Linked DNA regions of Homo sapiens: all the other regions are linked to region 1. A link is an interaction called in ENCODE POLR2A ChIA-PET data of the cell type or tissue named here. Cell type or tissue: MCF 10A. All regions are shown on one strand. Each heading gives the region's core, and the rest is flanking DNA. Links, peaks and the distances in the headings are about the cores only. Region 1 has its middle 44 kb from the start of MIR6072. Region 2 has its middle 60 kb from the start of LINC00700. Region 3 overlaps LOC105376346 (a long non-coding RNA gene). Region 4 overlaps LINC02662 (long intergenic non-protein coding RNA 2662). Region 5 overlaps ADARB2 (adenosine deaminase RNA specific B2 (inactive)).

Region 1 (6,560 bases), core at 1,548-5,547:
AAGCAATGCAAGTGCACATTTGGGAAGAGTTGAAATGAACTAGAGGTGCTGTTGGGATCAATGTGATCACGAATCCTAGTTGCATTTATATGTAATAAACAAGATCTCAAATTCTTTTTCATCCTGGTCTGCAGTAAGGCACGCCTCCTGAGATGGGGGACTGAGGTAGGTCCCACAGCATGTGCAGTGGTCAGTAAGGTAAGTTGGAATGGAATGTTTAATTCCCCGGAGTTCAGGACCATCAACTGTATCACCCTGGATGAATGCATTAGCCTCTCTGAGTCATTTACCTGATTATTTTTAAGCATGCTATTTGTTCTCCTTAACTTCCAGCATTGATGTATGGTCTCCAAATGGGATAACTTGTATGAAAGAGATTCATAAACTGTAAACACATAAAGATATTAAAAGATAACTATATAAGCTTCAAGTAAGCTTAAGATCCCAGATTTAGAATGGTTAAAAGGGAAACTTTAGCCAAATTAAATTTAAAAGAGTATAACTGAACAATGAGTGATTCATGAATCAGGCAGCCTTCCCAGCCAGACTGGGCTCAGAGACTCCAGTGCAGCCACAGGGTGGAAGAAGATTTTTGGACAGAAAAAGGAAAGGAAAGGAACGTACGGAAAACGGCAGCGAGGCACAGAGACAGCCACACGGGTTACAGCTCAGCCTTTACCTTATTTGAATGGTCAGCCCCCTTTAATTGGCAAAAATTCAGTGATTGGCATAAGCATAGGCTGTGGTCTGTCTACATATCCATTTAGGCTGTGGTTCACAAGGTACAGAGAAACTTTCAGGCCAAACTTAAAATATGTATAGAAGCCCCTTTAGGCTAAACTTGATTCAACAGAAACTTCAAAATATTTGGACCTGATACACGCAGGCAATATATCAAATAAAGATTAGGGAGTAACTGCAATGAAATATTGAACATATTTATTGCTACCATGAATGCCTTTCTCCTCAGGCTTAGCAGGGCGGCATTTGCCAAAGAGGAGACTGTGTGGTGTGAAGGCTGCTGGACCGAGAGCAGCACAGACGTCAGTTTGCAGCAATATCAATGACAAAGGCCAAATGGGAGAGCAGGGCAGTTGGCCATTTGGGGTACATCCAAGATGGAAAAGCTCAAGTAAACGTTCTTATAATTATTTTCAAGATGTGGCATTAGTTATATTTATAATGCCACATCTTGAAAATGAAATATATATAACTTAAGTGCATATTCTTTGAAAATGTGTATTTATTTGAGAGAACCTACCTGTTAGGTCTTTCATCACCAGTTTCTTAAGACTTGTATTATATTTTATTTCTTTTCTAAATGTTTTACTTGGAACCTGACAAAATGAATATAGTATAGTTAATGCTATATAAATACTTACTGACTTACATTGAAAGAAACTGCATTTTCATTTGTGGAAACATTTCTTCACTTTTGTATGACAGAAAAGAAAAATCAGGGATAGCTTTTTCTTTTGTTTCTTTACTGAGACAGGGTCTTGCTCTGTCACCCAAGCTGGAATTCAGGAGTGTGATCTTAACTCACTGCAGCCTCAATCTCCTGGGTTCAAGCTGTCCTACTTCCTCACCCTCCCAGGTAGCTGGGACTACAGGCTCATGACACCATGACCAGCTAATATTTATTTATTTATTTATTTATTTATTTATTTATTTATTTATTTATTTATTAGTAGAGACAGAACAGAGTCTCACTATGTTGCCCAGACTGGTCTTGAGCTCTTGGCCTCAAAGAGTCCTCCTGCCTCAGCCTTCCAAAGTGCTGGGATTACAGGTCTGAGCCATCACGCCTGGCCACTGGCAGCTATTTAATGCTGGGTAAATATGTTTATCACTGTCACTCCATCTCAATTAAGGCAATCTTTTGCTCTTTCATTTCTTTTTCTCAATTTGGAGGAGGAGAATTAAAACCAAAAATTAACGAGGACAACCACCTTTTCAGTACTAAGGTGAACAGATTTGGACAGAAAGAGGAATCTCAGCTTATCCACTGCCCCGAGTGATGTTATCTTAACATGACAGATGTTTTTTTCAAACTTTTCATCACTGCCATTCAGCTGTGAGAAGAGAATGGAACGTTTTGTGAGTCGGAGGCAGTCACTGCTTCTCAATGTCTTTTCAGAGGGCTCCTGTCTTTCTGGAAGCTGAGTGATTACCGCTGAAGGCTCTAAAGCGCATGCTTGGTCTTGGTCATTAAGCGAGAGGGCTGGGCGACCTCAGTAATTAAAACGCTCGGTCCACTTGAGCCTCGAGGGCCTCCTGCAGCCAGTGGTGCTGGCCAGACTTCTCTGAGCAGGAGGGAAGGTTCCAGCTGAGAGAGGTTTTTAAAGTTTAGCTTAAAAACATGCTTGGAGCCTCTGATCCCACCAGGTGGTTACTTGTCAAATATGCTTTGCCACCATTAGCTGACCTGAGAAATAATTTGTCTGCCCTTCAAAAGAAATTAAGTGAAAATCCAGGCTTTTCCAGGCAAGGGAGAGTAGCCTGCAGGACCAGAAAAGAAAATTATCACCTGCCGTGGCCACTGCGCTTCTCCTGCACTCAAGGAAATACCAACTTTACGATGCCGTCAAAAGTCAGCTTTTTTCTCTCTACATTTTAGCGTAGGAGTTGATTCTTCTTTATCTGGAAAAAGGTTTCTGAGTTTTTACTTTATGCTTAAAAATTATTGATTAAAAAGGCAATTAATTAATTTTTTTAAAGTCACGTTCTTCAGCAAAGAATTATCCTAGTAACTATTGTAGAAATATTCTTGAACATGAAATACCAAAAAGCATCATTCAATTTCCAGTAACATTAAAACAAAGTTAACAGAGGGAAATAGGGCACAGGCCTGTGGGGTAATTAATGAATATTTATTGAGTCTTGTGTGGGACAAAATGGGGAAAATGAGATGTGTAAAGTTCTCTCCACAAGGTGCTTACAGACAAATTTAGGGGAAAAAGGTGAACACGCGGACATAATACTCATCATACAGGAGATAAAAAGAAATGACTTAGGCAAATAGTGAGGGCAAGGGAGTCCCTCAGTAAGGTTTCCTTTTCAATAAAAAGCAGCCCCCAAATAATTTCTTTTCTAACAAAAAACAACCTGTAAAATCGAGCTGTAAACATAGATAAGCAAGCTGGACACTTGAAGGGTGAATGCCGGCAGCTATGCTGATAAGAAAGGGGCTCCCTGGGAGCCAGGCATGTTCAACATGGCAGCTCCATCTTCCCTTTTTTTGGCCAATCGCGTGCACAGTAAGGAGAAGACAACAGGGCATTGGCCAATCAAAGACCCCATTTCTTCATTTGCATAAGAAAAGATTAAGGTGGGGCACCAGCTTCCTCTCACGCTATGTAGAGGTCACACGTGGTCCAACCAATCTTTGGGCCCTATGGAAATCAGACACCACCTCCTCAAGCCAGTCTATAAAGTCCCATGCACTTCTCTGTGGGTTGGAAGACCCACTCAGGCACCTCTCTCTCTGCAGGAGAGAGAGCTATTCTCCTTTCTCTTTCTTTTGCCTATGCAACCTCCATTCCTAAACTCACTCCTTGTGCGTGTACGTGTCCTTGATTTCCTTGGCAAGCTGCAACGAACCTCTGATATTACCCCAGGCAAAGATGCCTCTTCACTGAGAGTACAGCAAGTTCTAGGATACCACGATGATTCATTCACCATATACAGATTTGCAGGCCAGCCCAGTTCAGCAGAGTCAGGGGATTTTCACAGAGAACGTAGACATGAGCATCTTTCCATTGTTAAGTTTTCCAAAAACTTAAAGCAAAAAGAAGGGTTTGTCAGTGCAAGCTATTCTGCGTAGCTGCCCAGCATCATGGGATTTAAAACCAGGCCATAAGGAATACCCAAGCCAGGTGCAATGCCATCAGCCTGTGAACCCCAAATATCTAAGACAGATCTCAGTCAATTTAGAAAATTTATTGTGCCAAAGTTAAGGATGCACGCCCATGACACAGCCTCAGGAGGTCCTGATGACACGTGCCCAAAGTGGTCAGGTAACAGCTTGGTTTTATACATTGAAGGGAGACATGAGACATCAATCAATATGTGTAAGACGTACACTGGTTCCATCCAGAAAGGAGGGACGACTCAAAGCGGAGAGGGGGCTTCCAGGTCATAGGTAGGTAAGAGGCAAACAGTTGCATTCTTTTGAGTTTCTGATTAACCTTTCCAAAGGAGACAATCAGATATGCATTTATCTTAGTGAGCAGAGAAGTGACTTTGAGTTCTGTCCATCCTTGTCTACAGGGAAATTCCTCGTGAGGGAGGTATGTAGCTTTCTTATCTTAGTAGCTATCTCTTATAGGAATAGAATGGGAAGCAGGTTTGCCCTAAGAAGTTCCCAGTTTGACTTTTGCCTTTGCCTTAGTGATTTTAGGGTCCCAAGATTTATTTACCTTTCGCAAGTCAAAACATCCAACATCTCCAAATCAAGGGAGAAAGCTCTAAAAAGATGACCCTTAGAAATCACCCCATGTTTATTCTACAATATTCTAAATCCTTTATCCCAGGCTTTGAGGAAAGACATTTGTCTATACCATCACATACAGAGCACTGAAGCTGTAAACATGTTAACAAGACCAAATGGGGAGGGCCAGAGAAGGAAAATGATCCTTCCCAGGGCAGCGCAGCTCAGGGCTCCTCTGGAGAATTGAGCAGGGCTCCATCTTCAGCACTTAATTGGGGAATTGACATTTCCACAGCAGTGTGCACAGGCAGAGGCAGGGAGCCTTCCCATCCCAGAGTTTCTAAAGAGCAGTAAACATGAAGAATTGTTTTCTTAACATATGCAAATTCTCTTTCCCTCACTACGCTTTGTTTGCCTAGGTACGATTATTACACCTGATGGGACCCTATCATTTATTCCTTCAGGGAGCATTTGGGAAGCCCCAGAATGAATATATCAGTGCTAGACATAGGAAGATCAGCCACCATCTGTGCCTTCAGTTAACACAGGGGCCCACATGGCCAACACTTCAAGGAGCACTTCTGCATAGCAGTTGAAGGCTGTATGGAGGCGTCATGCAGGTGAGGAGTCAGACAGTTACAAAGTGCAAAATTAAATGGTCTAATTTAAAAATTCATATTATTTGCAACAGTGTGTGTTTGCTGTATAACAAGATCTCAGGGGTATACAGCAATAACCACTCATTGTTCCCAGACATCTTGGTTGGGCTCAGGTGGATGGAGGACATGGTTTGTCTGGGGCAGCTGAGTTCTGCAGTCTCTCACCCTGGGCCTAGCATTTTGGGCTAGCCTAGGCATGTTCTTCTCATGGTTATGGGGGATGTGCCAATAGGAACCTATGAGGCTGGGCTGGGAGTGGCATGTCTGGCTTTCCTCATTCTTTCCACCAAATGCAGTCACATAGCTGATGCAGGCCTTGATGCAGAAACACACCCTACTGATACCAACAGAAGACAGGGAAATACTGGGTAGAAGAGAGCAGTTCACCGGCAAAGGCCCCACCCTCAAGCCTGGAGACCTGCAGCCCTAAGTGGGAACAGGCATTTCCGTTTTTGTGCCCAAGAAGTTGCCTTTTGGCCCACCATGCCCCCCATTCTATACCCATATAAACCCCAAACCCCTGGCTCCAGAGGCAGATGAGCAGGTGAGGAGATGAGAAGACAAGCAGGCAGACAGCGAAACAACGTGGCAGAGAAAGAGAGAAGAGGAGGACTGTCTGAACATAGAGAGGAGTCTGGCTGTGAGCGGTTGGAGAGGAGTCCAGCCGCTAGATGGCCATTCTCCAGGGGAAGATCATCTTCCCACTCCATTCCCCCTTCCAGCTCCCCATCCATCCCTCTGGGAGCCACCTCCAACCACTCAATAAAACTCCCTCATCGTCCTTCCCGTCCATGTGTGATCTGATTCTTCTGGGATGCTGGACAAGAGCTCGGGATACAGAAAGCTGTCATACTGGTCCTCTGTCCTTGCAGAAAGGCAGAGGGTCTGCTGAGCTGGCTAACACTCACGCCATCCCAGGATGGCAGGGCTAAAAGGGCATGCCCACTTGAGCTCCTGCACCTGTCCATCTGTCTGCTCCCCCCAACATCAGGGGCTAGAGCAGCAGCTGCCACTGAACAGTCAAGCCACACCCCTGTCACACATCCTGTGAGGGGGATCAGGGAACTCTCCCATTTCACACCCATTGGTGAGAGGAAGTGCAAACACACAGAAAAGGGGGTGGAGGTAGGGAAACGGAGAAGGGGGCCCAATCGTGCATATAGCACACTGTGTGTGGTCAATTTTCTTAATCAGAGTCATGAAGAAAACATCAAATCACACGTGACTGCTTCAGCACATTTACTTTATTTTTAAACCAGTGGCAAAGCCAGGTTGATGTTGGAAAGCCAGTCGGCCAACATCAAACAATGTGGAAAAGCTCCTTGAGATGACTCTGTGTGAAGAACTCACAGGGGTGGGAAGTTGACACTCTATGGTAAACCCACATGGGCCAGAGATAAGAAACCCATGGAAAATGCATGTTTTAAGATTATTTTAAACAAAAGCTGCTATTCTTTGCCATTTGCTGT
Region 2 (6,560 bases), core at 1,500-5,499, 170 kb after region 1:
ACATTCCACACTTAAGACTCACTTAATGTGGCTTACGCAGTGGCTCACACCTGTAATCCCAGCACTTTGGGAGGCCAAGGCAGGAAGATCGCTTGAGGCCAGGAGTACAAGGCCAGCCTGGGCAACATGGGGAAACCCAGTCTCTAGAAAAAAAAAAAAAAATTAGCCGGGTGCTGTGATATGTGTCTGTAGCCCTAGTTACTCTGGAGGCTGATGTGGGAAGGTCGATGTGGGAGAATTGCTTGGGCCCAGGGGGCAGAAGTTGCAGTGAGCTGAGATCACACCACTGCACTCCAGCCTAGGAGACAGAGTAAGACTCTGGCTCAAAAACAAACAAACAATGAAACAAAAAACCTCACTTATTGTAATCCACCACACCAACAGGCTAAATAAGAATAACTATACAGTCATACCAATAAATGCAGAAAAAGCATTTGACAAAATTCAACACCCTGAATGAAACAACTCTGAGCCAACTAGAAACAGAGGGATACTTCATCAACTTGATGAAGAACAGCTACAAACACCTACAGCCAGCATCGCATCAGGAGCTGAGAAATGGACCATCTTCCCCTTATGACGGGGACCCAGGCAAAGGGGTTTCTTCCTGTGGTTATTACTCAACATCCTACTGAACGTCCTGTCTAGGGCCTCAAGAAAAGAAAGCCACACACACTGTAAAAAAGAAATTAAACTGTATTTGTTCACAGATTATACGATGGTTTATGTAGGAACTCCCAAAGAACTGACCAAAACAATAACAATTCCTGGTCTAATAAATAATATAATAATGTTATAGGATACAAGGTTAACATACATAAGTCACTTGCTCTTCCGTCTATCATCAATATGAGCATTTGCAATTTGAAATTAAAATCACAATATCAATTACAATAGCAGAAAAATGAGATACACATGTATAAATCGAATGGATTATGTACAAGATCTGTATCTAAAAACTATAAAACTCTGATAGAAAACAATAAAGAAAATCTAAATAAATGGAGAGATACTCTATTTTCATGGACAGGAAGATTTTTTGTTAAGATGTCAGTTCTTCCAAATTTGATGGATAGACTCAGTGCAATCTCAATCAAAGTCCAAGTGAGTTATTTTTTGGATATCATCAAACTGATTCTGAAGTTTACATAGAAAATCAAAAGGCCCATAATCGCGAACAGAATATTGAAGGAAAAGAACAAAGTCAGAGAAACAACACCAAGCAACCAACTTTAAGACTTAGAGTAAACCTGCAGTAATCAAGACAGCTTGGCATTGGTGAAAGAACAGACAAATTGACCAACAGAACAGAACTCAGAGCCCAGAAGTAAATCACGCTAACACAGTCAAGAGCTCTTTGACAAAAGAGCAAAGAGCACAGGTAATTCAACAGAGAATGGTTCGTCTTTCAACAAAATGGTCCTGGGAAAATTGAATGTTCATATGAGAAAAATGCAAAACTAGAACATTCATATTTCAAAATAATATCAAAATGTGTTATAGGCCTAAAAATAAAATACAGAACAATAAAACATTCAAAAGAAAACTTAACAGAGTATCCATAAGATCTTGCTTTGGTCATGAGTTTCTAGATCCAACACCAAAGGCGTGATCCACAAAAGAAAAAAAATGACAAACTGTCCTTTTCTAAAATCGTAAACTTCTGCTCAGTAAAAACACTGCCAAGAGAATGAAAAGACAAGCCACTGACTGGAAAAATATTTGTAAAACACATATCTGATAAAGGACTGGAATCCACACGATACAAATAGCAATCCAAACTGAGCAATAAGAAGACAAACAACTCAATTAAAAATGGGCAAAAGTTCTGAACAAACACCTCACTGGGGAGGATAAACAGGGGGCAAATGAGCACATAAAATGCAGTCCACAGTATTCGTTTTCATGTCATTCCAAATTAAAATAAAAAAAAACTCCATACCTACCGTCAGCTAAATCCAAAAACCTGTCAATAGGAAGTGATGGTTTCAGAACAGCAGGATACATTAGATTTCTTCTTTCAACTCCCAAAGTGGTGGTTTCTGTTTCACGGAATCATCCACTGGCTGGTCCTGTGTAGATCATATAAATTGGAGCTGCTGACCCAAGTCAGAGTTGTCCTAAAGTTATGTATTTCTTTCTTTTTTTTTTTTTTATAAGATGGAGTTTTGCTCTTGTTGCCCAGGCTATAGTGCAATGGCACTATCTCAGGTCATTGCAACCTCTGCCTCCAGGGTTCAAGCAATTCTCCTGTCTCAGCCTCCTGAGTAGCTGGGATTACAGGCGCATGCCCCCACTCCTGGCTAATTTTTGCATTTTTAGTAGAGACGGGGTTTCATCACACTGGTCAGGCTGGTCTCGAACTCCTGACCTCAGGTGATCTGCCAGCCTCGGCCTCCCAAAGTGCTGGGATTACAGGCGTGAGCCACCACGCCCAGCATAAAGTTATGTATTCATATAACAAACATGTCTTGCAGATTATCTTCCTAGTGAATATAATATTGGTAGAATATCACTATGTTAATTTCAAAACTTTATGAAAAAAATTCCTCTTAATAAATTATTTTGGCCTGTTTTATAGAAAAAATATATTTACATCTCCTAAACTCAGTACATTACTAACATGATGAAATGTGAGAAATATCTTGAGGTATATTAAAAATAAAATTGGCCGAACATTGCAATCATGCTTTTACATTTGGAGAAGCTAGTTAAATGTCCACTAAGGATTATGTCTCTTGAATTTTGGTGATGCTGAGAGACCATGTTCTTGCACAACAAGCAACTGTTTGTTAGCAAAATATATGTTTTAAATGATTAAGAAGATATTTTAAGCATCTTATCTCCTAAAATAATTGCTGGTTATGTATGGCTGGTTTATTGAATTTCATTTATACTGTACGTCAGTCATTAGGGGTTTAGGTTTATATGCAATGTATCATAATTTCACATTTAAAATGATAGGAAAAAGCCCCTCAACATATTCATGCAGAATCTCACCTTTTCAGGAATAAATATTGGCTCTATAACAAAAAATACACTTTATGAGGACATAGCTGTACTATTGCTATCACTACTAATTTTTCACAGCTTGCAAAGGACAACTTATTTCTTTTCAGGTTCATTTTGTCTCAACACATTATTTCTAGTTGATCTTTTCAGTAAGGATATAAATATTCTGAATGTCCCAGATTAAAGTAAGAATCATGGATTCACCTCCTCCCTCCCTGCCCAGTTCAAGTCAGGCCCACAGCTTAGCATTCCTTTCTCCTCCATATCAGATATCTCAAATGCCTGTAATAAACATTTACCCTCTGGCAATGCCAGCTTCCGATTTCATTTCTTGCTCCAATTTTAGATGACGTTTATTGAGTTGCGTTATCTACAGAAAGGAGTAACTGTAGCAGGTATTCTTTTCAAAATATTTGCCCTGCCTTATTTCTAGAAATGGAAATCTTTCCTAATTGCTTTAAAAACCAACATAGCAGTTTCATTAACTTGAGTTTCACCTTCCCCTCTGTGATAATCCCACTTCAACACTCTGCATCAGACAGTGAATGCCCTCTCATTCTTATTCTCCAGTAAGATTCCAATTCAAAGCTGTTGGTTAAAAATGCCAACATATTTGGCTAGGGCTAGGAATTTAAAATTCAGACATCATCTCCTATTAGCATCATAGCTGGTCTGGGTAGCTCATCTCACCCCTCACATTTAGGCTGCACCGAGGCTTCTCGCCTACTCCTATCTTTGGCTGGGACACCTCTTCCTTCAGTGGCTCTTGTGTTCCAGCAACTCAGCTGCCCCCATGTACACCAGGACTCAACATTGCCCATCTAAAATTTATTTTTAATAACTCACCAGATTCCAAATTCATTGTACAAAATTACGATTGTCAGGTGATGTTTCTTTCAGGAGAATAAATGATAAAATTCAAGAAATATGTATTAAGCAACAGTTCTGTTAATGATCTATTAATTGCCCTGAACACTAGAAAATAATTTCAGGGCGAGATTTGACCTTGAAGAGCTGACAGATTTAAAGGATCATTTTAGCGCATCATTTATATGCAGTTGTTAATAGAAACTAAAAAACACATTTGGAATCAGTCATTTTCAATGATGGCCATCCAGATGATTGAGAGTGTGCGAGCAGGATTGTTCTGAAAATGAAATCACCTGGGATGACCCAGACCACATCCTCCTCTCCTCCCAGCAGCTCTAGTTTCTCCAGCACGTCGTCCTGCGACGCGCCATCTTATTCATCACCGTTTCACCCCAACTTTTTTTTTTTTTTTTTTTTTTTTTGAGAAGGAGTCTCACTCTGTCTCCCAGGCTGGAGTGCAGTGGCGCGATCTCAGCTCACTGCAACCTCCGCTTCCCGGGTTCAAGCAGTTCTCCCGCCTCAGCCTCCCGAGTAGCTGGGATTACAGGTGCATGCCGCCATGCCTAACTAATTTTGTGTTTTTACTAGAGAAGGGGTTTCGCCATCTTGGCCAGGCTGGTCTTGATCTCCTGACCTCGAGATCCACCCGCCACGGCCTCCCAAAGTGCTGGGAGTACAGGCCTCAGCCACCGCGCCCGGCCTCTCCCTTTCTTCCGCTCATTTACAGCAGTACAAAACGCGATTATTTTCCCAAAGTCTGGAACTCACTTCGCCCACTAACTAGGACCCTGGCTTTTGCTGTGCTGTGCAGGACGCCTCTCAGGGCCACCTGCACCTACTGTCTGCGGTTTGTCTCCCGAGTCACCCTCCGTGAGCGTCATCTCCACCTAGCCCCTCTCCTGAGGTCACTCAGGCCTCCGCATCGCCACGTCCAAGGGGACATCCCGACCCTGACCTCCCTTGTCAGGGAGGATTTTACAGACAGTCCTTACGTCCTTCAGCGCTTCCTTCCTCCGTGTTCCAAGAGGCCACACGTGGCCCCTGCAGCCACCGCCTTGGCGGAGCCCACTCTCCTCCCGAGCCCCTTGACGTTGCCTAACCCGAGTGCCCGGGCTCCAGCCCCTTCTTTCCTCTGAACACGCCCTGCTGTCGCAACCGCATCCAGCCTCGAGGCTTTAAATAAATGCCGGGTGTCAGGGCCGCTGAGTAAGACAACAGGCCGCAAGGACGCAGCAGAGGACCCTCGGTCGATTTGCTGCGATGGAGTGAGCCAGCGGTGAGGCCTGAAGGCCCCTGTTTTATTTTCCCCTCGGAGCAGAGGCCGGGGAGGGTGCTGGGTGTCAGCACAGAGCAGAGGGCCGGTCACGGAACTGGGGACGGAGCCCTAAGGACGGGGCCTGATTTTATGGCTCTGGGAGTCCCAGGGAGGGAGAGGAGACGCGCTGGGAAAGGACCCCCTGAAGAGGCCTCGGAGTGGAGGTGTTGGGCCAGGGGTGCGGATAGGGGGTGCGGATAGGGGATGCGGATAAGGAGTGCAGATAAGGGGTGCGGATAACGGGTGTGGATAAGGGGCGCGGATAAGGGGTGCGGATAAGGGGTGCGGATAGGAGCGCGGCCGCCAGCGGGCCTGATCCTTACCTGCCGGCTCCATCCGCGGTGGACCCCAGGGCTTGGCTGTGCCCCGAGTCTGTTGTGGGGACGGTAGCATCTCCAAGAAGTCTTCCAGGAAAACCTTTGTCATCACACAGGGTTAGGGCTGAAAACCACACATAGGTTTTTAACCAAGAGCCAGGCTTTTCATCCAGATATTGAAAGACTTCCCAGTCCATCCTTATATATCCAGCGGCCTGCTTGGTTCTTCATTCTGATGTGTCCTAGATACCCCAAGCTGAATGTGCTCAAAAATGAGACCCTGCTGCTCGAATCCGGTGCCCCTACCCTCCTCCCCATTCCAGTTGTTGATACGCCCATTCTTCCAATTGTTCAAGCCAACATCTTTGATGGCTTCAGAAAATTCATGAATTTTCTCTTGTTCCCTTACGCATTCCCAATCCATCAGGACATCCTAGTTATTCAATATTTAAACCTTTCCCATGATCATCTCAGTCCTCACCAACTGCACGGGCCCCCGATGCAGGTCACCACCTTCTTTTTATAAAAACTTCCAACACAAATTGAACACTTCTTAAACACAAGTCAAAGGAAATCTTTCAAACAGCCATAATTTAAAAATCATGTATGCAAAACTTATTCAGAGAAAAAGGTGGTACATTAAACTAATGTGAATAGCGATCCCTGACTGGCATAGGGCACGTTTTGCAATTGTGCAGGCGTTTGATTTCTTTTGCTATCTTGTTTTTTAAGCCTCGCCTAGATCATAAGTATTCCACATCTGTGCTTTCTCCAGAGGCTTTTTATTTGTAGGTTGTACGAGGATTCTAATTTTTCCCCTCATCTTGAATAGCATGCTACCGTGGCTAACCGACTCATCAAGGTTAACCATTCTTCTTGCCACCTTCAAAAATTACATTCTTAGAGGAGCTGCACAACCAAGTCAGACACTGTGGGCAAATTTAATTAACTAAATGTCAGAGACCATAGTTGTTACAAATGACATAAAGGGTAAAAAACAGGCTAGGGCATAACCTTGAGAGACTTGTTATTGTTGCTGAGTGTTT
Region 3 (6,560 bases), core at 1,683-5,682, 140 kb after region 1:
AACAGGCAATAAAACAGGAAATAGGTGTTCTGGCTTATTCTTAAAGTTGTGGATTTGTAGCATCCAAAGAATCTTTAAAGTTCTGCAATTGGAAATGCATACCTCTGAACAATTAACCAGAATGCACATGTTGTATCTAATTTTATGTCTCTCTCATGAATATGGAAGAACCGTGAAGGATCACCAGCCATTGGAGGCAAACTTCCAGCAAGAAACACAGAGATCCAAATAAAGAAGCAGAAAATAGCAGAACTCAGAGTAAAGGGAATGAATGTAGATGACAGAATAACACTTCAAAACTCTAATCCCCGCAGAATCAGAATACTTTGATAAAGGAAGGCAGAGAACAAACAAAAGGTCTTGGAAGTTAAAAATACGTTAGTGGGAATTTAAAGAAACAAATAAAGATTTGGAAGGTAGAGTTGGGGCCATATCCCAAAATCGAAGAAAACATTAAAGATGTAGCAAGGAGATGTTAAAACTATTTTAAAGAACTGAAAAGATCTATTTAATTAGTCTGGAAAATATAACTAATAATATTGGAGAAAGAAATAATAAAGAGAGGAAAGGGAATCACCAATGATATCAGATGAAAAATAATTAAAAAGATGGAGTCGATGGATTTTCAGATTTAATGTATTAAGGCAAATGCATTTAAAGACTACTTACACGAAGGGCATTATCATTATACCCAAATACTAGGGATTAAGCTGATAGAGAGTGAAAAGAAAAACAAAAACAAGACTTAATAGGCAAAAAAATTTGGAATAAGAATGACATCCAATTTCTTAACAATACTGTAATCTAGAAAGAAAATGCAGAATGGGGTTCACAATTCTCAGGGCAGCTTATTCTCAAGTTAAAATTTTATGTCGGCAAACTAGTAAGAAATTATTAAGTTAATATCTGTAATTAGAACCATGCCTGACATGAAACAAGGACTTTTTAGTGTTTGATAAATTAACAGAATTGATAAGTAAAGGAAGACTTCTTTATACATGAAAGGTATCAATAATTATCTTCCATTTCTTCTTCCACTAGAAGCAAATGTGGATCACAGAACGGAGGAGCAAATCAATAAGACGAAAGACATTGGATCCTGCAAGTGTTGGAGCTTACACAGAGACAAAAAGCATCCCAGGAAGACACAGAGGGCTGCAGGAAGTTCTGTGCCTCGGGACCAGAGAACTAGCAAACTGGAGCCAGGGGGTTCGCGTTCCCAGGAGTGTCTTCTCCTGAATGAGAGACTGGGAACTGACAGATTACCTTACCGTTTTCATCGTATTGAAAAACATTTAAAAATATAGATTTGTCTAAAATGCTGAGATTTAATGGCAGATTTGTCTCACACACAAAATATGAGATAAAAGGAAAAAAAAGAAGCAATTAAAATATGCCAGGAAAAAAGGGGATTGACAACGCATAGTGGTACACAGTCACGCTAATGTAAACGTCACGAAGGATTTAACCAAAACTTATGACACGGCTAACTTGAGAATATGGGAAAAGAAGCTATTGAAGTGTGTATGTTTAGGCAGGAGGAGGAATTCCAAGTGCTTCTGTCTTCTTCCACAGAATGGATTCTATAGCTGTGGTCTATGAGTGCCTCAGTACCTGACAGTATAAGCAAACCACTGAGAAATCTGGAAGTGTGTTTTGTGCCAAAAAAAAGCACAAGTAAGACTTTTGAACGGCTTTGACTCTGGAGATCAGTGCAGGGTGTGGGAGTGACACGGAGGCAGCATGAGACAGCTTGCATCTGCAATAATAGTTCACTTTCAAAACTGTATTATGTTAACAGCCATATCATTTTTCTGTTTTTCAAAAATATTTTAAATATGCGTGGATAAAATTGTGTACAATAGTCAAACCTATGAGACACATGATTTTTGTATAATTCTCATCAAAATTCAATAAAATGGGTATTTAAATGCTTCACAGATGAGAAAATAGAATCCTGATTTCTAAATTATTTGCCCTGGGTCATTGACTTGTAGTAAAAGTGGACCTTATATAGAGGTTTTAAAATATAAGAGACCCTGATATCTACAGAATGCTCAGTAACACTAAATGCATTTTTAAAAATACAAATACTTGTGTTTGTCAATTGAGTGAAGGACTTGGTTTAAGTCTTCAGCGTCTTTGCATATAATCTCTGAACCCATTACCATGTCTGTAAAGTTAAGGTAATATAAAACTGCACTATCAACTGGAGAAGGATGGGAAGAGTGTAAAACGAGATTACCTATTTTTAAGCTAGTGCAAAAATTGAAACGTCATGTTCTGCCCTTGCCTGTGTGGTCATCCCATCCCCTAAAAGGTAGATGGGAAACTCGCTGCCATGCCCAAAACCTCCTTAAGGCAGTGGAAAGAGGCTTAAAAACCACAGACAAATGTGAGGTTTCTATTTTCATCCATTTGCTCATGTATTGAATCAGCACTTGTAAAGTGTTTGAACACTGCTGGTGTGGCATCTCTACTGCCAGCACTGACAACTTTCCCAGGTCCCTCGGAAAACCTCTGAAATGAAGGCAGTAATGATTCTGTTTGGCATGTAGATATTTCTTCACCAGGTAAAACCCAGGAGCTCTGATGCTGGGCATTTACTGAGTAACAAATCTACAGCATTAGCAGTGTGCATTTCCTCTTGCATCCTGAAGTATCTTTGCTTATGAAAATCTGAAGGCAAGAGGCATGGGTGCTTCTGACAGCAATCCCCTTTGCAGGCAAGTGAAGAATCCTGCACCTGCATGAACCCTATCTGCCTGCCTCTGCTCCGAAGCACCCGCTTCCCCCCATCTGCCTGGACTCTGCTCCGAAGTGCCCACTTCTTCCCATCCACCTGGCCTCTGCTCCAAAGTGCCCGAGTCTTGTGAATTTATATTTAACATCCTTAGGAAGGATTTTCTCACATCTTGATGCATAATCCTGATCACAGGTCATTCACTTTTAAATTTTATTGTGCCAGGAACTTTTCTGAGCATTTTACTCATTTATCTTAACAACAATTTATCTTCACAATGATACCCTAAGGCAAACATTATACTATCATAAAGAAGAGAAAATTAAGACAAAACACAGATTAAGTAATAAACCCAAGGCAAGCTAGCTAGTAACTGGGGGAGGTAAGATTCAAATGCAAGTATCATAGCTCCAGACCCTGTGTTTCTGGATTGTATGCCTTAGAAATAAAGAATAGTTAAAATGAGAGATTGGACAGCCTGTAAATATAAAGTTAAAAACATGCATTTATTATGCTGGAATTTGTGTGGGTCAGAAATCCAGGCACAGCTGAGATGGACCCAGGGTTCTTCACAGCTGTGGTAAGATGTAGACCAGGGCTGAGGTCTCATCTGAAGGTTTGCCTGGGGATGGACCTGTGGATAAGCAGATTGGTTGTTGGCAGGATGCAGCTGCTGCAGGCTGGGAACTGAGGGCCTTAATTCCTAGCGGCTCTTGGCTGGAGGCCATCCCCAAAGAGGATGTAAGGTGAGAAGGCAGTAAAGAGGGTTGCTAGCAGCATGGAAACTGCAATTTTATGTGTTGCAATCTTAAATAAACTATCACCTTTGCCATACTTGTCAGGAGCAGGCACAGATCCGACTTGAAGGGAGGGGTTGCAGAAGGGCATGAATTCCAGAGTGAGGCATCATCAAGGCCATGCAGAGGCCTTGCTGCCCCGCCCAAGCACCTCATTTTGAGGATAATATGCTGAGGACTAATAAGTGAAGCCTAAAAAGATGCAGTTAGCTAATCTCAAATAGCCAAATGTCTATGTCTCCTATTTATTTCAGAGTTGATTTTTTTTCTAATAGTTTAATGGGTTCCTCTTTCCAACTCTGCAAACTCTTGTGGGTGATCAAACGTTTATGTGAAAGTAGCAAAACTAAGGTGGTAGTAGACATGTGAGTTTAAAAATAATAGGCTGGAGAAAACTTTCCTATAGCACTCAGGGATTTCTCACACTCACACATGTAGACAGGACAGACATGTGATCCTGCCCTTGTGTACCAGGCTTTTTGTTGTTGTTGCTTGTTTTTTCTTTTTTCCCCATTGCAGCAGCTTTTTATAGGTGTCAGCCTCAAAGAGAGTTATTATATCTTCACTTGCTGGCCAGGCGAAATCATTTCAGTTATACCTCACAGTGTCTGCCTTACCTCAAACTTACTATATCTATGAGCTCATATAAGTGCACTTGCTGTAGAAGCACAGCCTGTACTCTTCAGCCCCACAAAAATGCAATCATGGCTTCAGGAAATAGATAGTTCTATGCATGTCAGCCTCTCCTTATATAATACTCGAACCCAGCAGGATTATTTCAAATACACACACAGAAACATTTATATGAAGAATTAGATGGGCTTGTTTCAACAATAAAATCTTTAATATGACAAGCAATTGATTACAGATGCATCCATTTAACTGTGCTCCAAAATATTTGTCCTGAGGAAGGAGTCTGTGAATTCACCAAAAAGACAGAGCACAGCTGCCAGGAGTCTCCCAGAGATGTGATATGTCAGCCACCCTCCAGAACAGAAGGGCTATGCTTGTTGTTTTTATTCATGATCTTGTTACTTGAAATGAAACAAAATCACAAATACATAGACTTTCTAGGCTTAAAACAGGGCTGTGAGATTAGAGTATTATGGATTAATGTGCCCCTCTGGCTTATAAGAGCACAAGGCCAAATCCAGTTAAAAAAGAGAGAAGAGCAATCGTCCTCTGCTTGGGATAAACAAATCTGCTTCATCCATCTGGTGGGGCTCATATTAACACAAATCCCACCCAATAGGATTGGCCAATTTATTTCCAGTGATAAGAACAGCCCCACCTGATGCAAACCTGCTGGAAAAACATGCTGTCTTTTAGCCATATTCCTTCCACAAAGGAGCAGTACAGGGCATACAGTATAAAGACGGAAATGTTTAAAAGGGAAGAGGATGTTTAGAAACTCACCCAGTGCAGGAGAGGAGGGGAGGGTCATTTCAAAAGACGTCCTATAAATTTCAGATGTTTTTCTCACTCTGGGGTAAGTGATCGGAGATTGAATTGCTTCCTAGAGAGAAAATTCCACTCTGAGCTTACTTCTCTTTTCGTCTGCATTTATATTTATAAGAGGCATCAGAGTGCTGGGAAGAACTGAAGCATGGCTGAAAAGTTGAACAGATACTGTCTCCATATCATGGTTTAATACACCGATAAACTGACCATTGAATTCAGTCACCATTCAAAAGAAGAAGCTTGAGGAAGTGAGCACATCGAACCTGCCCTGATTTTAGCATAACACACACTTAGGAGACTCCAGAAAGATGGCAGAGGAACTGCAGCCTCAGGAAGCCAACCAACCCCTGCTCATGAAATTTAACTACCTTCAAAGATGATCAAGCCTTGGCCAGGCAAGCTGGCTCACGCCTGTAATCCCAGCACTTTGGAAGGGCCAGGTGGGTGAATCTCAAGGTCAGGAGTTCAAGACCAGGCTGGCCAACATGGTGAAACTCTATCTTTACTAAAAATACAAAATTAGCCTGGCGTGATGGCGGGCACCTGTAATCCCAGCTATTCAGGAGGCTGAGGCAGGAGAATCGCTTGAACCTGGGAAGCGGAAGCTGCAGTGAGCCGAAATCATGCCACTGCACTCCAGCCTGGGTAATAGAGCAAGACTCCACCTCAAAAAAAAAAAAAAAAGATTATCAAGTCTCATGAAGCATAAAAATGGCATTAATACATGTATAATACGTTAATACATTGAATTAGGAATATTATTAGATTAATATGTACAAAAAGTGAAATGCAACTAATTTGACCCCTAAATTGTAGGATATATTAGGATATTATTTTTTGATTAAAAAAAAACCACCATGATCTACCTGATTCATAAAATAATTTGTATTTTATTTTACTATAATTCTTGTTTGCCTACCCAATCACATCCAGAAACTGGCATGAAGAAATGGTTTGTTCTTCATAATAGATAAAGATATATAATAATAATCGATTAATTGATTTATTAATGTATAGCATTTAGTGAATACCTATTGTTTGCCAATCACTGGTTTGACAATAGGCTTCAAATTCAGCAAGAGAAATCGAGTCTCTGATTTCATCCTGTTTATAGTAAAATATGGGCAGTGAAAAATAAACTAGAAATTAGAGTATTAACTCCACTGCAAGGAGTGTGTGTGTGCACACGTGTGCATGTGTGTGTGAGTGTATGTGTGTCTCTGCTTACACATCTTTGAGTAGACTGAATTTGTTATATACATGTGTGTGATTCTCTATTCAAATATTTGTGCACTTAATTAGATTATTTGACCATTAAGAACTAAGAACTTATTATTGTAATGTAGTAACTACAGAGATGTGAAATGATTTTTAAACGCATATGAGTCTTTCAAGTTACAAACTCAAGTATGCAAAACATAATTTTTATACTGAATATAATGTGTACATTAACTCCCATTCCCCTGATCTTGCAGATTTTAATCTTAATTAATTCAGAAATGTCTGAATCAATTTGTGGTTTTCCTAGTTTGGAATTACCATCCCAACTCACTTTTCCT
Region 4 (6,560 bases), core at 1,440-5,439, 54 kb before region 1:
AGGACTGCCTTAAAAAGACAGGTTTGGAACTTGCTGACCTCTGGCAAGCCCTCTGTAATCCGTACCATGCTCAATTCTTTCACCGAATTCTAGCACCCGAGGAGCCCCTGTCGGAGCAGAAGGTCTGGGGTCGTTGCTGACCGACCGACAGCTAGGGCGTGGTTGAGGCAGCTATTTGCAGGTTCCACGAGGACCCTGCTTTATGGCATCTGTAGTCTCTGCCCATCCAGTTCCAAGACCAACTTCACCACAGTCTAAAAGCGGAGTTTTGATGAAATTGTATTAACCAAAACCCAACGTGAATTCAATTTTAATGTCCTTTTTGCAGAATAAATATTCTGACATATTCTTCAGTAGCACAAATTGAAGTTTTAAAACTAAGAAACAGGAAAACCACCAGTGTGTTCTGAGTAAGGACAGCTTTGACCCAACTTATCTCATCAGAAAGGCAGACATCAGTGACTCAGTGGTCTCGTCAGAAAGCTGTCACTCAAATTCACTGGCACTCCTGCCATTTTGCCCAATACTGAGGGTTCCACAGGGTTCATGTCACCTCATGAACTAACAACAATTTAATACTGAAGAATACGAGGAAATAATGTTCACATAATATCAAATTATAGCCACAGGTTCAAGCATTCACTGAAATGTCTTACTCTGTTCCTAAGATTGTGTTACTTCAAGTTTATTAGTGTTTTGTTTATTCCATCATCTGTTAGCTCCCTGCAGCATTTTTAGAAGGTACCAAATAAGAAAAACGTGGATGAAGATGGAGAAAGCATACAAAACTTTTACACACTGGTTTGAAGGTAATACTATTTATTTTGTTTATTGGTAAACACCTTAATCTAGTTCACTAGCCACTAATGGTCTGCAGAAATAGATTGGTGCAAAAGTCATTGCGGTTTTGGCTTTTTTTTTTTTTTTTTCCTTTTTTGACACAGAGTCTCACTCTGTCACCCAGGCTGGAGTGCAGTGGCACGATCTCAGCTCACTGCAAGCTCTGCCTCCTTGGTTCACACCATTCTCCTGCCTCAGCCTCCCAAGTAGCTGGGACTACAGGCACCTGCCACCACGCCTGGCTAATTTTTTTATTTTTTTTTTTTGTATTTTTAATAGAGATGGGGTTTCACTGTGTTAGCCAGGATGGTCTCGATCTCCTGACCTCGTGATCCTCCCGCCTCAGCCTCCCAAAGTGCTGGGATGACAGGCGTGAGCCACCACACCCAGCCGGCCATTACTTTTAATGACAAAAACTGCAATGACTTTTGTACCAATCTAATACATTAGAAATAGCCATTTCTGAAAGGTAAATATGTAGGTTTCACGGAACAGACACTGTGTGGCATGTGGCATTAGGTAGCATGTGCTTTGCTTACCAGCTTGTCTTAACAATCAGGTGAGGTGACCCGGTACAGGCATCTGCAGACTGGCTTCAGGACTAGGCAAAACACCTAATGTCTTGAAGCCTCACTTTCTAGATCCTTACCTGCTAAATGAAAAGGAAGCATAGTATGGGAATCATAGATTTTGTATGAATTGCATGGAGAAACGTGAAGTGCTTAGCAAAATATCTAATATAAGGTAAGTTTCCAGCATGTTTTAATAAACTCATAAATCATCTCACAAAAATTGATATGCATGTTACCTTTACAAGTATGGAATAGTGGCTTAGGGAAGCAAATTGAGTTATTTAAAGTCCAACATGTAGAATATGACACCTAAAATCCAATCGAGGTCTATGCACCTGCACAGCCTCTGTTCTCTACACCATACCTCAGTGGTTCTCATAAGCATTCAAGGATTCCATCCAAGAATGTTTGAAATAGCCTGCAAGTTCCAATGGTAATCTGGTATATAGTTTCTTTCATAAAAAGAAAGAATATTTACTTTTGCTTTGATATTTTTTGCTAAAAAATGTTTTCCCTATAGTTTTAATTATAAGTTAATATATGTGACAGAATAATTTAACATCAAAAAATTCAAACATCTCAGTGCTGCAGACAGTACTTCTTAAGATACTCTTTGAATATTTTGATAATATTGGAAGCAAATATACCACACTAGAAGTGATTTTTAAGCATTGGAAATCGCCCCATATAGTAGCCTGTTGCAGAGAACAGGTGCAAATACTTGGATAGTCGGTGGTCTGCACCCAGCGTCAGAGCACCCTGGTCAACTGCACTCTTGGATGTGAAGTATATACAGATGCCAATCTGTGCCATATCTGCAGCTCTCTGACTGGCCAAGCTGCGACCACCTTCATCCTTGCAAGTCTGGCATTTCCCAGTGTTTTTAAAGCAATTATTACAGCCCTTGACAAATATAGGATCTGCTGGCCAAGGAACTTCATTTCTAAAACTCACACCTTCATTCCACACCTTCATTTCTAAAACTCACACTCAAACTCAACCAGCATAACCTTGAAGGCACTAGGATGTGTTTTGGAATCCCATAATAAAGACATTAACTTGGCGGAAACAGAGAGACACATTTGTGGCCAGGGGTGCTAGAATAAAGCAAGCTAACTCTGACTTCTGGGTTCCTTGCAGCCAAAAAGGGACTTCAGAAAAGCCTTCTCTTATAACTCCATGTTCAAAATTGTCCTTGAAAATCAAGGCAACAGCACCAAGCCTTCAACCTATTCCTTTTTAACGCCTAAAATGCAATTATTGCCCATTGTGCTATTTTCAAGCAGGTGATAAAATATCTGGATACTCAACATGTTCACAAACCCCAAACTGATTATCCTGCTACATTTTTTTTTCCAAATAATATACAGCAGGCATAAATTTCGTGTTGAAAATTTCATTTAACAGCATCTCCACATATTTTACTAATTTGTGTTGACTTAGAAGAACACGTGATTGTTGTGATCCTTGGCGACCTTGGTATACCACTGTTTCATCAGCGAGTTAAAATTTGTAATAATTTAAAAAACATTTCAGAAGCAATGTTCTAAGATACGTTTTAATCTTGGTTACGCTTTACTCTCTCTCTCTTTTTTTTTTTTTTTTTTTTTTTTTTTTTTTTTTTTTTTTTTTTTTTGAGACAGAGTCTTGCTCTGTTGCCCAAGTTGGAGTGCAGTGACATGATCTCGGCTCACTGCAACCTCCACCTCCCGGGTTCAAGCGATTTTCCTGCCTCAGCCTCCCGAGGAGCTGGGATTACAGGTATGCGCCACCACGCTCGGCTAATTTTAATATTTTTAGTAGAGACAGGGTTTCACTATGTTGGCCAGGCTGGTCTAGACCCCCTGACCTCAAGTGATACACCCACCCCGGCCTCCCAAAGTGCTGGGATTACAGGAGTCAGCCACTGTGCCCAGCTGCATTTTACTTTTGATTTTGCTGCAAAAGATAGTGAAACTTTGAGACTTTTAATCTAAGCAGTTGGCCTACAAATGTAGAGCTACGTCCTTCAAATGCCTGAAAAGACAATTTTTTTTTTCCTTTTCATCAGTTCAGCTGTTATCATGTCTGTGTTTACTATTAACATTTCTGTTTTAAAAGCCAGATCTGGAGGATTTTCATGACTAGTTTAGATCTGTCACTGGATCCTACATGGAATAGTTGTGCAATCCTCGCTGAGCTGCTACTGGCAGCTGTCTTTGGAACAATGTACAAATGGAAACTGCTTAAAACAATAGCCTGAAGCAATTACATGCCAATAACCGCTCAGAGACTACCACACCTGCTTTCCATCCATCCTTATTAACAAGCCTAATTCAAAATCAGAATTGATAGGAAGTAAACTAACCATTACCAGCTGGTACATGCAGATGTCTAAACAAATGTCATTGAGGTGGGAAACCTGGATTTACTATAACCTGCAAATATGTGCGTTGCAAGTTCAGAACCTTTTTTGCTCCATCGTGTTGGAGCCAAGATGATTTTATGTTCAACGTGCAAGCGTCTACTTTCTTCTGGAGTGAGAGAAGGAACATTTATAAAGCAAATTGATCTGTGCAAATCAAGGCTTTTCCTATTTCAGGAACCTTTTTGTATTCCTGATCCAGTCTCTAGAGATAAACAATTTTTAGCATCCCATCTTTGATAGGGGTCCGGGAACAGACCAATTTAGTGTGTAAAAACAGCGTTAATGACACTCATGATCTTCCTAGCTGTGAGGAATGGCGCACATTATCTGCAGAAATAATGGCATATGTGAGTATTAAGGCTGTGTTAAAAATACTCACAAACGTATCTATCATTCACGTTTCAATATGTTCTCAACTGAGAACAGCCTTCAAAGACAGACAGAAGGGAATGCTATCAAATAGTCCTCCTTTGCAGCTCACAATTGGGTTTTCGCCAGGGCAAGCCGTTGTACATTCCTTGAAGTCAGGTGCTCTGCTCAACAGAAGGTGTGCTGAATAACGTTACAGGCTCTGTTCCCGGGAGACGTGGAAGGTGAGAACTATGGAGGGGAAAGGGCAGAGGATCGAATGAGAGCGCATGGGTCAACCACAAACCTTTCCATTCTTTACAAATTGGAAATCTTTTAAAAAATACTTTTAATATGTTAGACACTTTTTTATGAGAGGAGTAATTTTGTTCTTATTCCATATGGTTTCAGAAGTGAAGGATCACCAATATTAGAAACTATGTGTGCATTGTGTGGGTGCACCTGCAACTGCATAGTTTTTATTCGGTGTAGAACAAGACACAAAGTCTTGCTCCAAAAGTCTTTAAACCATCAGAATGATGATACCAGATCATAGTGATTATATAGATAGCCTATTATAATTAGTTAATTCTTTAAATGTCTATTTTACAGGAAAAGTGAAAACACAAAACAACAGTATTTAGAAGTGAAGAGTTATTGACCAAAATGCTCATGGGGGAAAAAAACCAGAAATGTTAACAATGCAAGGACTTAGAGAAGCTGAAAATATTGCTTTTCTTCCTGATGGCTTATGTTTGAGGAACTGCCTCTTCTGGGAAGCCTTCCCTGGTTGCCTCATTTAAGAGCAAACTTCTCCCTCCTCACCATCACTATTTCTCTTGCTCTGTTTAATTTCCTCCCTCATCCTCATCACTTTCTGAAGCCAGATAAATGTTTCTTTTGTTTACAGCTGGTTGATGATGAGTCTTTCCCACTAGAAGATAAACAATATGATCCCCAAAAATCCCCTTTCTAACACTACATCCCTAAAAGCTAAAGGAAAACCTGAAAACAGCCATTCAGCAAAATTAGGAATAAAAACCAATACAACCCCCAAATGCTTCTACAAACTCATTGCTATCAATCAATGGATCTTGTTTTGTACATATTAACAAACAAAAAAGGGGCAGAATCTTTTTTCCTGCTATGATACATTTTTCACTTTTTAAATGCTGTAAATCTCATGCCAATTAGTTTTAGTGCATGTCATTGATCAAGGGTTAAATTGAAACTGTGGCTTCTCCAGGGTTTTCGGCTATTTTTTGGAGAAAAGCAATTTCAACATTCTGATGAGGGCTTTGCCATGCGAATTTGAGAAACTTTTAGCAACATTGATTACGCTTTTTGCTTAAATCTGGACATGCAATTATTATCATTTCAACCATTTCAACAGAGAGGATTATCACGTTGTCAAATCCATTATTTTTATAAACTATGAGTAATTGGTAATTAGTATACCATAACAATAATTATTGATATATAATTTTTCAAAAATCTCAAATATTGCTAAATTGTACTGTAGCTAAACAGAAAAGTGTTTAGTTCCATACATTTCACAGTAATACCGTTTGACTAAATCATTTAGAACTCTTTAAAACTGAGATCAGTAAGGACATCAGTAACAAATGGTGAAAAGTACTACAAATATTAAGTTGATTTTGATGTTATTATTTGATATGGTTTGGCTGTGTCCCCACCCAAATCTCATCTTGAATTGTAGCTCCCACAATTCCCACATGTCATGGGGGGGACCCGGTGGGAGGTAATTGAATCATGGGGGTGGGTCTTTCCTGTGCCGTTCTCATGATCATGAATAAGTCTCATGAGATCTGATGGTTTTATAAAGGGAAGTTCCCCTGCACAGGCTCTCTTGCCTGCAACCATGTAAGACGTCCCTTGCTCTTCCACCATGATTGTGAGGCCGCCCCAGCCCTGTGGAACTGTCAGTCAATTAAACCTCTTTCCTTTATAAATTACCCAGTCTCTGGTATTTCTTTATTAGTGGTGTGAGAACAGACTAATACCATTAAATCTCTTAAAGTAATTCACCTACCTTTTTATAGTAATAAAAATGATGATGACCATGATGACAATAAAATAACTAACACCGCATGTGTCAGGGTCTCTTCCAAGCACTACCTGTTGCTGTGTATTTTTTGACACAAAGTTGGCTATATGCATGTGTTAAGGTGTGCTTGTGGGTGCAATTGGTTTGTGATTATTGGCCAAGATCAAATCTGTGAGTCATCTGTTCTAGGGTACCTGACTTAATAAGGCCTTCCAAGGCACAGTGTTGTAGAATATTCTTTAATATTTTCCTCTACAGTGTTTATGGTATTAACTAATGAACCTGAAATTTATTTTGAACATTGTATTTAGCAAGGTCTCCCATT
Region 5 (6,560 bases), core at 1,295-5,294, 390 kb after region 1:
TCCAATATGAGAGCAATGCCCCCAGTGCCATCGTAGCCTGTGTGCATGCCAGGAAGAATTAAAAGATTCTTCTCATGCCGACCCTTCTCTCCTAGAGGAACCTGTGTTATTGTCAGTTCCTAGTGAGCCTGCAGGAGAAAGTTCAGTTCTAATCATGATTTGAAATGTGCTGATTTTTTTTAAGTGAGGTAGAAGTATAAAGAACGGTTGGAAAAACACAGCTAGAATTGATCAGCTTTGCCAGTTGTTTGAAAGCAGGAGGCAACGTTAGGTGTGTTTGGGGTTGTCCATCTTTCCTGAAGAATTTTCATCTTTGCATTGGCCTAAGATAAGTTTCTACCAGACCGTTTCCTGTGTGCCCTCGAACCGTCACCAGGTCCTTTATTGCCTCTTCCAATAATAGAAATTATCCAGACAGTCAGCAGGCATAAATGTCAATAGCAAACAGTCATTCATTATGACCGAACGTCAGGACCACTGGGAGGGATTGGCCCCCACAACTTCCTCAAAAGGTTTTGGAGCCTTTGGTTTCAGAAGGGAGGTGATGTTGTGGTTCTCATTTACCTCTCAGCTGCTAAGTGTGCGCTTGCGATTCACTTTGTTGTTTGAAATTATCATTTTGAAACAGACCTGTTAGTGTCCTCCAAAGATAATGCCAACACAAAGTGGCATTGATATTGAGAAAGTCACCGGATTGAATAATGAATATGACTTTTAAAAGAGGAAAAAGGAAGCATCATCTTTACACTTGAAATGTTCACATTTCCCAATATTTTTTGATTAGTCTATTTAAATATTTAGAGTTGAAGAATGTGGAGTAATAGTTCGCAATAATGCATTTTATAAATATAAACAGGAGGAAAGTGTTGCCTTTCTCCAAATTCACTTGCCTTGCCAGGAAGCGTCAGTCATGCTAGCTTAGAAAGTATTCAATTTAGGGGGAAAAAGGAAATCTGGGGAAAGACTTCATTTGCTATAAACTTAACTTTAGCAATTCAAAATAAAACTCCTATAGCAAATATTTCCATACCTTGGTTATTTTGAATATGTCAAGTCCCTTAATTTTCATAGCCAAAAATTGAAGCGGGAAAGGGCATTCAGGTTTTGTACACTGATTTCTGTTACGAAGAGATTTCTGGCGTGCGGGAGAATTTCCCAGGGCACCTGCCGGCAGCTATCTTGATAGGAAAGTCAAATCAAACGGCTAAAGATTCAATTTTTGGGGAAACGTTAACCATGTAGATGTAACTGATCAAATTAAAAGGTAAAGTAACCAGCTAAGAGACACATTAAATAATTATTTGCATTTTCCTGGGAATTGATTACTTCATCTATGATACCTAGTTATTACAGATGCTGATATTTTTTATTTTATAAAAACAATGGTGAGTTTAAATTATGTTCTAATTGTCATGAATCTTAACAACCATAAATGAATAGAATAACCTCAATTTTAAGCTTATCTGATATTAAAACTCTATACTTGCCACAATTTAAAATCCACGTGTGTATGAGAGACTGTTAAGGAATTTAGTGTGGCTCTATTAGGTGCTAACTGAAGACACTGACAGAAGCACAAGGTAAGGGCTGTTCTTATGGGGGAATAAAGACAATTAAGATACATGCTGACCCTGTTGCCTGTCAGATGCGTATTTCTACCTAGTCTAAGGGACAAGAATCATTTTTGAAGATGCATGATAACTTTAATTTCCCAGTGTGGTGACATCTGGCTCCTTTTCTATGTGTGACTCTGAGAGTGACTTTGGCATGATATGCTTCTTATCAAAATGATCTGTGAGCTCTGAAATAAAGCATGCCGGGGCTACCACTGAAGGGTGGTCAGGACACAATACTTTCATTAAGTATAATCCATAGTCTTGGAAATGATATTTTTTTCTGTAGAAGTTATATTTTAGTTACTATGCCACAAAGGCAGCTGTATGTATCTTTAAAAAAAAAAAAAAAAAAAACACCTTCGTCACAGAATATGACTTTCAGGTATTATTTGGCAGGAACCTGTATTTCTCTCTCAAATAAACTTTAAAGAAGGTTCTCAGAATATGTCTCCCCACACATCAATCCTACTTCTGTTATTTTACTGGGACCTAGTGTTGTACAATTTTGTGTTTTCTGTGTTATTTTTCAGCAGGGACTTTCTTTTAGAAATTATTCATAAATGGTTTAAATTTTTTATGTAAATGAAAAATGCCAAAATTTGACTCTCATATAAGAGAAAAACAAGCTGCTGAAAAAAAAAAAACTATGAGAAGGACAGGGAAAATCTCTCTCATTTTTACATCGCGGCAAAGCAACGTTCATATCCCATGACACATGCCAGACACGTCAGTGTGTCCCGCGCCTGCCTCACTCAGAGGCGTTCGGAAAATAGTAGCACTTGGAGGTTATGGAGACTGTTACCTGCCATCACTAAATACCCCTGGAGTTCATTTCTCACACAGTACCAGGAGATTGCACTTTATTTTATAGTTCTTGGTAATTATGTACAACAAAATCCATATTATGTGGTTATATAGAGTAATATCTGCCTGTATTAGAAAATAGCTCAATGTGTACGTATTAAAAAAGGATACACTTTAACCAAAAAATAATAAAGAAAAAGGGTTTTTTTTGTTAATATCCGTTCAACCAGGTAGATTAAGAGGCAGAACTCAACAAAACAGTAGAGTATATAAAAATAAATCACTTTAAAATATGCCAATAATTCTCTGAACCCTGGAATAACTTCAGGGTAGTATGTATGAGGAATTTCTTAAATGTTTTTAGTTATTAAAACAGTGCATATATTCTGCTTTGTCTATCTGTTTTTCTCTCTTTTGTGAATGTATTTTTTTTTCTAAAAGAAGCTATGCATTGGCATGAAAGGCATTTTGCAAATGAAATATTTTTAATCTTCTACCCATTACTGTGTACAATGTGTAAAATGACTGAAGTTTCCAGAATTTTTCTTTGAAAAAGGCTGTTTCAAGGCAAACATATTTGGAAATAGATTGAGGGCCAATCCAAAATCAGCTGATTCCACAAGGTACATTGGAGGCTGGGGTTTTAGAAGCGGCGTGTCAATCTTCACAGAGTGGAAAGGGGAAGGGGCTTCAGGGGTGACTGGCCATGCAGGATCCGCAATCATCCGGGGCCGGTCGGGTTGCATTTGAGCTTTGGCACAGGACACCTCTTTGAGGCATTTGACAGCAAAATAAGTTATCTTGAAATTTAGGTATTGTTCTAGAGTGGTTGGTTATACAGAGTTTTAGAAACTTGAAAATACATTTTGAGCACGAGGTAGCTCTATAAAAGTAAAGCCATGACTCATGGGAAGGTGTGGAGAACGGGCAGGTTGCTGAATGTTGTGAAATGCAAATAAAAAGTTGGCAAAAGGAACAAAATAAGTCGAGCAGATGGATGGCAGACGCCGGCTTGCTGTGAAATGAAAATCCATGAAAAATTAATGAAATAGAAAGATTGTGCTGAGGATGAGGGCAGAGCGGCCGTGGGCTCCGCAGCCCCTGCAATGCTACAGTCGTCCCCGCCGGTGTCACCCTGGCTGGCCAGGGACACAGTCCTGCACCGCCGGCCGGAGCCCCACATCCTCCGCTTATCTCGCTCACTGACAGCTCAAGAGGAAGGGCTGGATTTACTGATAAAATCAAATTGATTCAACCGTTAACCAGCACCTAATTGTGTGGTGCTTTTTTTCCCCCTTTCTCTTTTTAAAAATTTTGTATCAGTGCCTCTGGTTTCTAGTGACCCATGTAATAACAGTAATTGGAGATTGCTTCAAGGGCATTAGATATGACGTGCGAGTTTGAATGTAGAATAAAAATATGGGATTCGTGTATCCATATCTAAACAGGGGTGACTCGGTTCCTGCAGAAGAACCATCTCAGAAGCGCATTACGTAAGGAAACATAGAAAAGGAAATTTTTTTTTTTTTTTTGAGGCATGAAAAGATAACTTATGCCCTAAAAGCATTTAATGTTCAATTTTAAAACTATACATCTGTATAGTATGATATATATACACACATACATATTATATATATACATGTATATTACTATGTATGTATGTATATGTATATACACGGTAAAAGCAGCTGAAACATTTGAGCAATTTTTATACCCCCTACTTCTTTTTCCAAAATAGTAGAAAATGAATGTCAGTATTTTTGCAATATGAACAATTTTGAACAACTCCTAAAACCAAAATTATTGTAATACTCTGTTTCTCATCATTTAAAAATATTATATCAAAACAGATATTGCAGTTTTAAATTTGGTTCTTAATTACTAGCTCACAAGATTTCTAAAAGGATAATTTTCCACATTGTAAGCAAGACTTTATAAGTGCTTATTGCCATTTTGAAACCGAATATACGAATAAAGGTGAATGAATGCCAAGTGAACTATGAAAAGCCTGGCTGCCCTTCACAGAATATTCAAACTACTGTGTGTTGATGCCGTCTCTGTGGTTAGGATAGCTCAAGAAAAGCAGCAGGGGCTGCACTCTGCCTGGTGTGTGGCCGAGAACCTGATTCGTGTTGTTAAGTATTTGCAAATAGAATGAAACTAAATTAACCTCTATCTGTACAATTAAAAGTTTTTTCTCCACTCAGAGAAACAGAGGCTGCTTAATACTTGATTTTTCAAAGGCGATTGTTTATTCCTAGCTTTTGATATAACTCAATTAAGAACATACCAATATCAAATAGAGACATTACATTCAAAAAGAGAAGAAACAATGCTTATAAAATTTTTGGTTCACAGGGACAGCTAACGTGCTCTGGTGAGACTTTAGAAAACAGGAAGGGAAGGGAACATTGAGAAATTTAGGACCTTGGAGCCAGAACTCCTCTCTGCTTGCATATGTTACTGTCTTAGTATCAAGACATCCCTGTTCAGCAATTAAAATTGGGCTTTTATTTACTCGTTTATTTGATTTAAAAGGAATGGAGGACGGGGCTATTTTATCTGATTGCTTGCCTGACATTGTTTAAGCAACGCCCTAGCAAACAGGGCTCGTAGGCCCTGAATCTCCATCTGCAAGTTTATGAGTGAATCCATTTTCCCGGAAACCACATCCAAATATTAGCAACTTAGAAACTGACATGTTTGCTTTTCAAGAGATCCACAATCTCCCTCCAGCCCCTAAAATTTGGTCATTTGCAAAGATAGCAGACTTTTCTGAAGAACGATCTATATTTGGAAATAAAGAGTTAATCTGAATTTCCCAGGCCCTCCATATGCACTGTGGATATTTAATCACCTTTTATTCTAGTCATAGGTATTGAGTAGGAAGAGCAGCAAAATAATTACATTGTATTATTTTATTGATGGTGAATGAATACAGTTAGTATCTAGTTTCTGGCAGGAAAATGTCTGGTAAGTCCTCTTTGGGTTATAAAATACATATATATTGGAATTTAGTATCATCTGTTTTAAATTACAAAAATGATCAATAGTTAACGTTCAGTTTTTTAATCTGAAAACATAGCAGAACAGATCATCTAAATTCCATATTTATATTAAGGAGGGGATTTTATACTTAAGAAATAGTGTCCAATAAATCATGCATTCCTATAAAAAAAGAAGAGTAACATGTGTGCTTAAGTTCGAAGAGAAAGATGATATAAATGCTCAGGTGACTTAGATTTTAAGGAAATTTATTTCAACTCTCTAAGAGGTGAAATTTTTGAAAGTTTTTTCAGCTGTGTACACTTAAAATTGTGGCATTCAGGTGGCTTCGTTGAGCTGCTTCCAAGGCAGAGGGCAACTAGGACCCTCGTGTTTGTGTAACTAAACAGCTAATTCAGTTCTGATGCAAATGGTCACACCAGCTGAAGCCTCACGCGGAAGAGGGCCACACTGTGTACAAGCAAAATCTCCCACGGATCAGAAAGAGAAACCCAGCAGTGGGGATGCAAAGGTGAAAGGGGGCAGTTATTATTTTTGGTGTTAAGTACCGTCTCACTCCTACGGATCTCTAACTCAAATCTGGCCACGTTCATCACTGCACGTCTTTTTAACGGTGCCAGCAACAGATCACTCATTTGCAAAACAGATCCAGGTTTCTCTCTGTGGCTGTTGTTTTGCCATTTGGATCATAAATAAAATGAACATTGCTCAGAATCTATTTGTAAACCCACTTCTCTAGGGCCTCTAATAGATGGAGTGAATCTTATGCCCAAATGATAGCTCAACACCTTCAGGTGATTTGCACATAATGGAAAGAATTCCTTTAAACCCCTTAACCAGGATGTGCTTTGGAGAATTTATCGATTTAATTAATCTGTGCTGCTCCATTTATTTGAGATGAAGTCTTTGATTCTTGTTTCCCACTGCCGACAGACAGAAGCTCTGCCTCATCATTTCCCTAATGTCTGATGTGATTTCTCAAATACGTCTTCTCAAAGGTGGTATTAAAATAGGATGGGGAGCTCAGTTCTCAGAAACTGGAGCCTCCTCCTACCTGAAAATGCTAACCCAAGTCAAATCTCTTCTTATGGCTAAAAACAAACGAGTAGAGGGTCCTTACTGTTGCTAAGAAGC

The links. ChIA-PET counts read pairs that join two places held together with the same protein. Peaks named below come from ENCODE experiments on the same cell type or tissue, not always from the same donor. Only the 100,000 strongest peaks of a DNase experiment are listed, where the experiment ranks them.
Region 2: POLR2A ChIA-PET joins it to region 1 with 5 read pairs; 1 of 35 experiments calls an interaction of 5 or more read pairs at or near these places.
Region 3: POLR2A ChIA-PET joins it to region 1 with 6 read pairs; 1 of 35 experiments calls an interaction of 5 or more read pairs at or near these places.
Region 4: POLR2A ChIA-PET joins it to region 1 with 5 read pairs; 1 of 35 experiments calls an interaction of 5 or more read pairs at or near these places.
Region 5: POLR2A ChIA-PET joins it to region 1 with 6 read pairs; 1 of 35 experiments calls an interaction of 5 or more read pairs at or near these places.

Annotation. Positions count from the first base shown.
Region 1 is chr10:2,116,617-2,123,176 of GRCh38, reverse strand. No RefSeq gene overlaps it. Among named protein-coding and RNA genes, the nearest start is that of MIR6072, 44 kb to the right of the region's middle. In MCF 10A, for the core only: no CTCF peak of the experiment used is centred there; DNase peaks (open chromatin) are centred at 3,626 and 5,316.
Region 2 is chr10:1,951,283-1,957,842 of GRCh38, reverse strand. No RefSeq gene overlaps it. Among named protein-coding and RNA genes, the nearest start is that of LINC00700, 60 kb to the left of the region's middle. In MCF 10A, for the core only: no CTCF peak of the experiment used is centred there; a DNase peak (open chromatin) is centred at 3,322.
Region 3 is chr10:1,975,817-1,982,376 of GRCh38, reverse strand. It overlaps LOC105376346 (a long non-coding RNA gene), which reads right to left. Exons shown (of 3, transcript XR_930539.2): 2 at 4,957-5,056. Among named protein-coding and RNA genes, the nearest start is that of LINC00700, 35 kb to the left of the region's middle. In MCF 10A, for the core only: no CTCF peak of the experiment used is centred there; a DNase peak (open chromatin) is centred at 3,536.
Region 4 is chr10:2,170,592-2,177,151 of GRCh38, reverse strand. It overlaps LINC02662 (long intergenic non-protein coding RNA 2662), which reads left to right. Exons shown (of 5, transcript NR_184092.1): 4 at 720-809. Among named protein-coding and RNA genes, the nearest start is that of LINC02662, 16 kb to the left of the region's middle. In MCF 10A, for the core only: no CTCF peak of the experiment used is centred there; a DNase peak (open chromatin) is centred at 3,601.
Region 5 is chr10:1,729,707-1,736,266 of GRCh38, reverse strand. All of the region lies in intron 1 of ADARB2 (adenosine deaminase RNA specific B2 (inactive)), which reads left to right. Among named protein-coding and RNA genes, the nearest start is that of ADARB2, 4.5 kb to the left of the region's middle. In MCF 10A, for the core only: no CTCF peak of the experiment used is centred there; DNase peaks (open chromatin) are centred at 2,356 and 3,356.